Linked DNA regions of Homo sapiens: region 2 is linked to region 1. Evidence: read pairs that join two places in POLR2A ChIA-PET (ENCODE). Cell type or tissue: MCF 10A. All regions are shown on one strand. Each heading gives the region's core, and the rest is flanking DNA. Links, peaks and the distances in the headings are about the cores only.

The links. ChIA-PET counts read pairs that join two places held together with the same protein. Peaks named below come from ENCODE experiments on the same cell type or tissue, not always from the same donor. Only the 100,000 strongest peaks of a DNase experiment are listed, where the experiment ranks them.
Region 2: POLR2A ChIA-PET joins it to region 1 with 9 read pairs; 3 of 35 experiments call an interaction of 5 or more read pairs at or near these places.

Annotation. Positions count from the first base shown.
Region 1 is chr2:168,989,410-168,994,802 of GRCh38, reverse strand. ABCB11 (ATP binding cassette subfamily B member 11) reads left to right here. Exons shown (of 28, transcript NM_003742.4): 8 at 921-1,092; 9 at 3,878-4,002. Among named protein-coding and RNA genes, the nearest start is that of ABCB11, 39 kb to the left of the region's middle. In MCF 10A, for the core only: no CTCF peak of the experiment used is centred there; DNase peaks (open chromatin) are centred at 1,962 and 2,582.
Region 2 is chr2:169,047,855-169,053,247 of GRCh38, reverse strand. No RefSeq gene overlaps it. Among named protein-coding and RNA genes, the nearest start is that of DHRS9, 19 kb to the left of the region's middle. In MCF 10A, for the core only: no CTCF peak of the experiment used is centred there; a DNase peak (open chromatin) is centred at 2,327.

The sequences.
Region 1 (5,393 bases), core at 221-5,220:
TAGGTTCTTTCTTGCTGTTTAGTTCCAAGCTCTCTTCACTCCAACTGGACAAGAGATTAAGGAAATGTTCTCAGGAATATGAATTTAATATAATTATATTCAATAAATATTCTGGAGCAATTGCCTTGCACTTGTGCTCTTGAGGAACTTACAGCCTCGTAGGGGAAATAAGAAATGCAAGCAAATAATCAGAACTAACACATATTGTTTATTATATGATAGGCGCTGTCCTATAGGCTTTACATATATTCGCTACTTTAATCCTCATTATTACCCATTGGGGTAGGTTCTATTATTGTTCTTATTTTACAGACAAGAAAATTGAGCCACAAAAAGGTTAAGTAACTTGCCCAACAAGAGTCTGTATTCAAATTCCTAGTCTGGCTCCAGAATCTGCACTCTTCACCACTACTCTATACTGCCTATATGCAGAATGCAATAATTCCACACACATACAAATGCACAAGGATTAATTACAGTGTTACGGAAACACAGGGAGAAAGGTGTTACTTCTTCTTGGGGGATTATACAAGATTGATGCACGAGAAGGTATGTGACTAGAACCTTGAGGCTGAAAGGATTCAGCAGGCATGAAGAAAGAAAAGCTTTGCAAGACAGAGCAAGGATATTAGCTATGTAAAAGAAAAAGACAAATAAGATGGTTTCCAAAAGCCTTTATCAACACTGAGTACCAGCTGGGAAACCTAGATTAAGAACAAAATTGATTGGCTATCAGGAAAGAGGCTTGATAACATCCCAAGGTGCAGCAAATTTTCCAAGATCTGAGAGGCTGTTAATGCTATCCAAGGGTGATAGGGATAGAGAGATGGGAATGTTTAAAAGGGAAAGACTGAGACTTTCAGCAAGATATTTGAATGATCAAATTCAGTTTTAGTGACCAAAATCTTTCTGGTTTCTAGTGATATTAATAAAATCAATGATGCCATAGCTGACCAAATGGCCCTTTTCATTCAGCGCATGACCTCGACCATCTGTGGTTTCCTGTTGGGATTTTTCAGGGGTTGGAAACTGACCTTGGTTATTATTTCTGTCAGCCCTCTCATTGGGATTGGAGCAGCCACCATTGGTCTGGTAAGAATGTCTTTTTGCATCTCTCCATGGGAAGACATTTGCCTTCATAAACAGCCAAAAATGTGAAGCTTGAGTCCCTTTTCCTGAGTACAGTTAGCAACATAATTATCACTATCTTCATGTAGTTTGTTAGATTACTCCCCAGTGTCAAATGACATTTCATCGAATAGGGATTAATGATGTTTTAATAGGTAAATATTGTTTTATTAACAGCAATTACATTTATTGAGCATTCACTGTTTCTCTAGGCACTACTAGGAGCTTAATAGTCATTATCTCTAATCTTTACAACAATCTTATAAAGTGAGCACTAACATCATTTTAAATATAAGAAACTAGGCTCAGAAAGGTAAGGGGATTTGTCTGGGACTGCACAGCTGGCAGAGTAGGATTCAAGTCTAAGGGGCTCTGACTCCAAACCCCACTCACTCTCCAATATGCCTATTGTTCTCCATGTCCTCCCAAGCTTGGGCACTTCCCTGAAAAGGCACAACAGACAAAGAGCATTAACAAGCACACAAGAAGGATTTCTGCAATCACAACTGTGTTCTCCATTTCATCTTATCTTTCAGATAACCTCTTTCAGAGAGAGGTGATCTGACCCATTCCAAGAGTTATCCCAGTCACTGTCTCGGTTCCCCAGGAATTGAGGCCTGGACAACATATAGGAATAGGAATTTCGGGTCACATCAGCTAAAAACACTCCCAAGGACTGAGAAATTATTATTAGAGCAGCCACATTAGATAGCACGTTATGGAATCAGGCATACTAAAACTGTGCTATAAATGAGAATAGAATTTAACTGAAAAACTGCATACACCCTCACACATCGTTGAGCAATAGGTACCAACTTCCTATTGCTCAATAGCAAAATATTCTCACAGTGTCTACATTATTCAAACATTTCCCAGATAAAATAGAAAATGGTTTAAAGTGACAATAGCAAAGAGCTCGCTCCATTTCATTAGGTCACCACTTGGCTGTACCGCTAACAGGTTGTGTGACTCAGGAAAAATCCATTTAACCCCTGAAAACCTCAGTTTCCTTGTCTTTAAAATAGGGATAATACCTCCCAAAAACATTATGATGATTCAGGGAATAATCCACGTTATGCATTTAAGCCGTGTCGGGCACAGAATCAATTGCTAAAGAGAGATGTATATGTTTTTCAATCCACTATATCATTCAAGTTTTACGGCAGTCTTTCCTACTAACCACTTTCCAACTATACTCCAGAGAACCCTCAACTTCCACAGAAGAGCTTCAGGGGTTTTGCAAACATTTTTTCATTTTTTTTCTGAATACACTAATCTCTTTCTTCAAACCTGTGATAAAGTAATATACACACTCACGTGGATCATAGGCCACATTTCAACATGTTGGAGGTTAACATATAGCCCAGTTCACTTGGTTTTAAACAGCTCTAACGCTTAGTTTCTCTAGTCATCTCAGTACCCATTTCTAGCTTCTCATAAACTCGTCACTGATTTGGAATGTTGTAGGTCTGCACATGTCTTGTCTTGCTTTCAAGTCTGTGTATGCTTGTCCTTATACAACAAACTTCTACAAGCAACTATACAACAAACTATACAAGCAACTTCACTAGGCTCAAATGTAAATTTTAATGTTAATAAAAACAGCTTCCAGTCTTGGTAACACAGTGAGATCCCATCTCTACAAAAAAAAAAAAAAAAATTTTTTTTAAATAGCCAGGCATGGTGGCATGTGCCTATAGTCTCGGATACCCAGGAGGCTGAGGCCAGTGAAATGCTTGAGTACAGGAGTTTGAGACTGCAGTGAGCTAGGATCATGCCACTGCATTCCAGCCTGGGCAACAGAACAAGAACCCGTCTCTTTAAAAAAAAAAAAAAAAAGCCTCACTTTCCTTACTGTTACATGTTTAATTCACATGTTTTATAAAATGTACACTGATGAAATTAATATATTGTTTTTAAAAACTACTATGAATACTTACTTAATTTACATCTTAGAATTCCATCTAAGATTTTGATAAGAGTTTTGCTGCTAAAAGTTTGGAAAAACTACTGGAAGATAAACTCCCTTAATCTGGGTATTATATATATTTTTATATTTCTGAGCTAGTTGATCTTCCGCAATATGTGTTTTTTCCTCTTCTTATTTATTAATCTGTGCCAGGGTTTTCTTTGGGGGTTCATTTTGACTAGGACTCAATCCAAGTCAGTTTTAGAAAAAGTAATGTGTCTACTGTTAAGTACAGATGTCTTTTCATTTCCTTTTGTAAAAATCAAAACTACATAGTTGAGCGTCTCCAACTGAGTGAAAATGGACTTTCTTTTCTGGAATCATCTGAAATCGTCTTTCAACATCATGCCTATACTTTATATGTTATATGTCATATATTATACCCAATCATGATATCTGCATGTGTCTCTGGCGTTTGTCTATAAATTATGCAATGGCCATTGGCTAATAGCAATGAACTATGACATGGTCTAACTTAACACTTTATTAGTATAATGACTGAAACACTTTAGTCTTACAGAATGTCCTATTTGGAATTTATTCTTTGAGGAGGTTCTTACTTTTAGTAGGGTCATTTTGATATATCAACAACCAGACAACCCTGGATGAAGCTTACCATAGACCAAATTTGGACCAGATTTCTTCCTCCTGTCAATGATGTTACAGTGAGAATCTAATATTGTATTAAACCCATGCCACATGTTAAATGAATCTGAATGACAGACTGACTTACCTAATTTCTTGGACTTCACATTTTCTTTTCTTCTTTTTGATTTTTAGAGTGTGTCCAAGTTTACGGACTATGAGCTGAAGGCCTATGCCAAAGCAGGGGTGGTGGCTGATGAAGTCATTTCATCAATGAGAACAGTGGCTGCTTTTGGTGGTGAGAAAAGAGAGGTTGAAAGGTTGGTTAATTGGAATCTGATTCTTTCCTTAATTTCATCAATCAGCATAGTACCCTGAGTCTCTCAGTTTGTGCAAAGCGGCAGACCCACCTTGGTCTGTGGCCTCCAGAGGAAGTACTTGTTCAAGAGGGAGCTAAGCAGAGTAATTTAGGTTGGTAATTTAGGTACTATAAGAAGTCCCAAGCCTTTAGCAGTATGTTTTTAAAGATGTTGCAGTTGGCAATTTTTAGAAAGCCAGCTCAGGGTAGATATTTATTTCAAACTCTGATGGTATGTATGTATAAATATTATACCTCATATCAGTCTATAATGCTGTTTGCTGTCATTAAAGAAAAGCCTACATGAGACATTACAACTGATACCACAGAAATACAGAAGATCATAAGAGATTACTAAAAACAAACGCCAACAAATTGGATGACCTAGAAGAAATGGATAAATTCCTATAAAAATACAACCTGCCAAGGTTGAATCACGGAGAAATAAAGAGAAATAAATCTGAACATACCAATAATGAGTAAGGAGATTGAATCAGTAATAAAAAGTCTCCCATGAAAGAAAAGCCCAGGACCTGATAGCTTCATTGCTGAATTTTACCAGACATTTAAAGAAAAACTAGTACCAGTCCTCCTCAAATTCTTCCACAAAATTAAAGCGGAGGGAATACTTCACACTCATTTTACAAGGCCAATATTACCTTGATACCAAAGCCAGAAAAGGATACTACAAGAAAATCAAAGGCCAATATCCATGATAAACATGGACGTGAAAATGCTCAACAAAAATACTAGTAAACCAAATTGAATAGCACATTAAAAGAATCATTCACCATGATCAAGTGAGATTTATCCCTAGGATGTAAGGATGGTTCAACATAGGCATGTCAATAAATGTAATATACCACATTAACAGAATGAAAGACAAAAACCATATGGTTATCTCAATAGATGCTGAAAAAGCATTTAACAAAATTCAATATCCTTTCCTGACAGAAACTCTCAACAAATTAGGTATAAAAAGAATGTACCTCAATACAATAAAGGTAACATATGACAAGCCCACAGCTAAATCATACTCAAGGGTGAGAATTTGAAAGCTTTTCCCCCTAAGATCAGGAACAAGACAAAAATGCCCATTCTTGCCACTTCTTAGCAACCACAAAAGACCTTGAATAGCAAAAATCCTGAACAAGAAGAACAAAGCTGGAGGCATCACGTTACCTGATCTCAAAATCTACTACAAAGTAATAGATCATTATTAGATTATTTGATTACTATAGTAATAAAAACAGCATGGTACTGGCATAGAAACAGACACATAGACCAGTGAAAAAGAATGGAGAGCCCAGAAAGAAGTCCATGCATTTATAGTCCATTGATTTTCAATAAAGA
Region 2 (5,393 bases), core at 207-5,206, 58 kb before region 1:
GAGGTCACTTCAATTCTTTTTTTGTTTGTTTGTTTTTTGAGATGGAGTCTCCCCCTGTTACCCAGGCTGGAGTGCAGTGGCATGATCTCGGCTCACCGCAACCTTCACCTCCTGAGTTCGAGTAGTTCTCGTGCTTCAGCCTCCTGAGTAGCTGGGATTACAGGCACACTCCACCATGCCCAGCTAATTTTTTGTATTTTTAGTAGATACGGGGTTTTGCCATGTCACCCAAGCTGGTCTTGAACTCCTGAGCTCAGGCAATCCACCCTCCTTGGCCTCCCAAAGTGCAAGGATTACAGGTGTGAGTCACCACACCCAGCCTGGGTCACTTCAGTTCTTAGCCTGCAGAATTGTCAGTGTTGAGGATCAGAGCATGGTACCCAAAATACGGCACCTTGGCATACGGAGTATGTTAAGCTGGAGGAAACTGAGAAAACTGCACAATCAGGCAGGTTACTCTCGATCCTTCTCCAACCTTTCTCTCTTGAAGCAAGTCATAAAAGAATTCTCTGACCTACATTCCCGGAAAGTAGGTTATAAGACCCTCATTCCAGAGGGGTCCTGTTCTATACCTGAAGTGCAAGAAGAATCTGAACAGGCCTTGTCAAGTTCCCCTAGCTTATTACCATTAGATCACACCGTTTTGTCCTCCAGTCACACTTCTGCACCACTGCCCATAAAAATACAGTTTTCCTTGGGTCTTTAGGTTTTCTCTTTGGGTCTCCCGTGTAACAACAGACATGTTAACAAGAGAAAGGGATAAAAATTCGTGATGGGTGAGGAAAAGATATTATTTCTCCTCTACATCAGCAAGTAAAATGGTTGTTGTTTAAAGCAGTGAAGCTTTAGGGTAGTGTGTTATACAGCAAAAGCTAATTGATACAAGCTTATATAGCAAATTCTTATGTTTATACATAGTTATTTTGGGGTCATTTGCAATTCCAAGTTGAAAAATGACACTAAGAGTGCTTAGTAACTGACTATATCTGCCAGTGGGTGTTTTATTAGTCTTTTGTAATTAACAGGTCATTTAATGTGGATTCTAAAGATATAAAATATCATTTCTCAATTTCTTTGGTATTAAAAACTCTCATTTTTTCTGCAGCAAGCAACTGTTTATTTGCTTAAACAATAAAAAAAGCAAATGTTTAGTGATTCCCTAGGCAAAGACAGTGTTCTATATTTACAAAAAATTGAAAAATTATTTAATCGTGACTATCAAGTTTTTAACAGAATAGCACCAGTAATTTTTTAAACAACTGTCAAACATGGTAAGTGATCATTTCAAAGGTGAACATTTTTTGTCTTAAATATTTTCCGAATTTTTTCTCTATTTTTGTGATTTGAAATTTTTACCAGAAATTAACCAAGGGTGGTTCTGTTTATGTTGACCTTTAATCTTTATACTTTGAAATTTTTCTACTCAGAAAGTTAATTTACTAAATGATTATTAGTTCAATTTTATTGGCTTTGTTACTTCTTCAGGAAGCTTCGCACTTCTTGTAGGTCTCCGTTTTCTGTAATTTAAATTGATAATCTCTACTTCATCATTTTCTAATTTTTATGTTCTACAGTTTGGAAGAATTCTCACATTTATATATCATGTCACAGATTCCATTTCTTATGTTTGCTTGTTGTTTACTGTTTATAGTGAAGATTTCAATTCTGTTATGGTAATGCATTTTTAGTTTTCTGTTCTCCTTCCTTATTTCCTTCTATGATCTTTTCACATAATGATTTTCTCTCCTCCTGTCTTTTACTCCTATTTCATTTATTTTATATGCCTCTGCTTCCTATTCAGTTTGCCAAACAGTTTTCTAAATTTTTTTTTGGTGTCAATTTTAGTCACTTTTAGGCCTGTGTACTTGTTAGCAGTGTATTAGGTCTGCCATGATAAAAGACTACAGACAAGATAGCTTAAACAACACAAATTTATTTTCTCACCATTCTGGAGGCTGGAAGTCTGAGATCAGGGTGGTGGCTGGTGTAGTTTCTTCTGAGGCCTCACCTTGCCTTGTAGATGACTGCCTTCTCACTGGGTCCTCACATGGTCTTTCCTCTGTGAACGCACATTCCTACTGTCTTTCGTGAGCTAGGATGCCTCACAAGGATGCCTCTTCTTACAAGGATACCAGTCAAATTGGATTAAGGCCTACTCTAACAGCCTCATTTTAACTTAGTCACTGCCTTTAAAGGAACTATCTCCAAATGCAATCACATCCTGAAGCTTCTAGATAGAAATTGGGGTTGGAGAGGACAATTTAACCCACAAGAGTACCTCAAGTGTAAGTACGACCTTCCCTTTTTGTCATTAATCATTGTGTGTATGCGTCATATTTTGTTGTTTTATTCCTGCTTAGTCATCTTTGCATGAGTAGAAGTGATGAGTCTAGAAATAATGTTTACAATTAGATAAAGCATATAAATTTACCTTGGAGGTGCTTTTTGTTCATTTGAATAGTTGTTTCTATTCTTTGTTTTGTGTGGCAAAATACACATAACATAAAATTTACCATTTAAAATTTTAAGGTGCATGATTTAAAGATATTAAGTGTGTTCACAATATTGTGCAATAATTACCACTCTCTGGTTCCAGAAATTTTTCATTATCCTAAATGAAAACCCTCCATCCATTAAGCGGTCACTCTCTATTCTCTTCTCCCCTCCATCTCTGGCAAACAATAATCTCTTCTTTCCCTGTGGATATGCCATTCTGGATATTTCATTAAGAGAATGGAACCATGCAACAAGTGGTCTTTTCTGTCTAGCTTTTTTCACTTAACATAATTATATTTCAACGTTTATTTATGTTGTAGCATATATCAGTACTTTATTTCTTTTATAGTTGAATAATGTTCCATTGTATGCCACATTTTGGTTAACTACTCATCTGCTGATGAACATTTGGGTTGCTTTTGACTATTATGAATACAGTTGCCATGAACATACACATACACATTTTTGTTTGAATGTCTATTTTCAATTCTTTTGGTTATGTCCTCTAGGAGTGAAATTGCTGGGTCATATGGAAATTATATGTTTAACTTATTGAGGAACTGTCAAACTGTTTTTCATAACAGACAGCTGTACCATTTTAAATTCCCACCAGCAATGCATGAAGGTTTCAATTTCTCCATATCCTTGTCAACCCTTGTTATTACCTATATTTTTTTTAACTTTGGGCATCCTAGTGGGTGTAAAGTGATATCTCACTGTGGTTTTGATTTGCACTTCCCTAATGCTGAACACCCTGTTTATATATTCTGGACACCAGAGCCTTATCAGATATTTGATTTGCAAGTATTTTCTTCTATTCTATAGGTTGTTTTTTACTCTCTTGACAGTATCCTTTGATGCAAAAAAGTTTCAAATTTTGATGAAGTCCGATTTTTATCTTCCTTCTTTTGTTGCTTGTGCTTTTGGTGTCATATTTAAGAACCACTGCCAAACTGAGGTCATAAAGATTTGCCCATATATTTTCTTCTGAGTTTTATCATTTTGGCTCTTAGATTTAGGTCTTTGATCTATTTTGAGTTAATTTTTGTATATAGTGTGAGATAGGTGGTCCAACTTCATTTTTTTAACTTGTGGATATCCACTAGTCCCAGCACCATTTTGTTGGAAAGTCTATTATTTCCCTGTTGAATGATCTTGGCGCTCTTGTCAAAAATCAGTTGGCCATAAATGTCTGAGTTTCTTTCTGTTTTCTGGTTGATTTGTAGTGTTCTCTTCCTTCTTTCCTGTCTTCCTTTTAGTGAAGCTAATTTTCTCTGGTGGTATGTTTTAATTTCTTGCTTTTTGTTTTTTGTGTGTGTCTGTTGTACGTTTTTTTTTTATTTGAGGTTACCCTGAGGCTTGCAAATAATATCTTACAACCCATTATTTTAAACTGATGACAACTTAACAGTGATTGCGTAAACAAACAAGCAAAGAGAAAACTAATACAAATTCTACATTTTAATTTCATCCCTCTGCTTTTAAACTTTTTGTTGTTTCTATTTATACTTATTGTACTGTCTTGGAAAGCTGTAGTTATTATTTTTGATCCGTTCATCTTTCTTTCTACTCAAGATATGAGTATTTTATACCCCACAATTACAGTGTTATAATATTCTGTGTTTTTCTGTGTACTTATTATTGTTGGTGAGTTTTACAACTTCAGATGATTTCTTATTGTTCATTAATGTCCTTTTCTTTCAGACTGAAGGACTCCTTTTAGCATTTCTTATAGGACAGGTCTGATGTAGATGAAATCCCTCATCTTTTGTTTGTCTAGGAAAGTCTTTATTTCTCCTTCATGTTTGAAGGATATTTTCACAGTATATACTATTCTAGGATAAACGGTTCCTTGCCTCAGCACATTAAGTAAGTCTTGCCATGCTGTCCTGACCTGTAAAGTAACCCCTGAAAAGTCTGCTGACAGACATATTGGAGCTCCATTTTATGTTATTTGTTCTTTTCTCTTGCTGCTTTTTGGATCTTTTCTTTATACTTGACCTTTGGGAACTTGATTAATAAATGGCTTGAGGTAGTCTTCTTTGGGTTAAATCTGCTTAGCATTCTCTAACTGTCCTGTACTTGAATATTGGTATCTTTTTCTAGGTTTGGAAAGTTCTCTGTTGAATAAACTTGCTACCCCATCTGTCTCTCTCTCTACCCCCAAAAAGCCAATAACTCTTAGATTTGCCCTTTTGAGGTTATTTCTAGATCTTGTAGATCTTGTAGACATGCTTCATCCTTTTTATTATTTTTTCTTTTGTCTCCTCTACTGTGTATTTTTAAATAGCCTTTCTTCAAGCTTACTAATTCTTCTGCTTAATCAATTCTGCTGGTAAGAGACTGACACATTCTTCAGTGTGTAAATTGCATTTCCAGGATTTCTGTTTGATTCTTTTTAATTATTTCAGTCTCTTTGTTGAATTTATCTAATAGGATTCTGAATTCCTTCTCTGTGTTATCTTAAATTTCATTAAGTTTCCACATAACAGCTATTTTGAATTCTCTGTCTTAAAGGTCACATATCCCTGTCTCTCCAGGATTGGTCCTGGTGCCTTATTTAGTTAACTTGCTGAGGTCATGTTTTTCTAGGTGGTCTTGATGCTTGTGGATATTTGTTGGTGTCTGGGCATTAAAGAGTTAGGTATTCATTGTAGTCTTCACAGTCTGGGCTTGTTTGTACCTGCCCTTCTTGGGAAGGCTGTCCAGGTACTGAGTGTTGTGACCTAAGCTTCTGGTCCCTGCAGCTGTAACTTCATCAGGCGGGCACCCCAAGCTCAGTAATGCTGTGTTTCTTGTAGGCTCATAGAAGTGCCATCTTGGTGTTCTGGATAAGATCCAGAAGAACTTACTGGATTGCCAGGCAGAGACTCTTGTTCTCTTCCCTTACTTTCTCC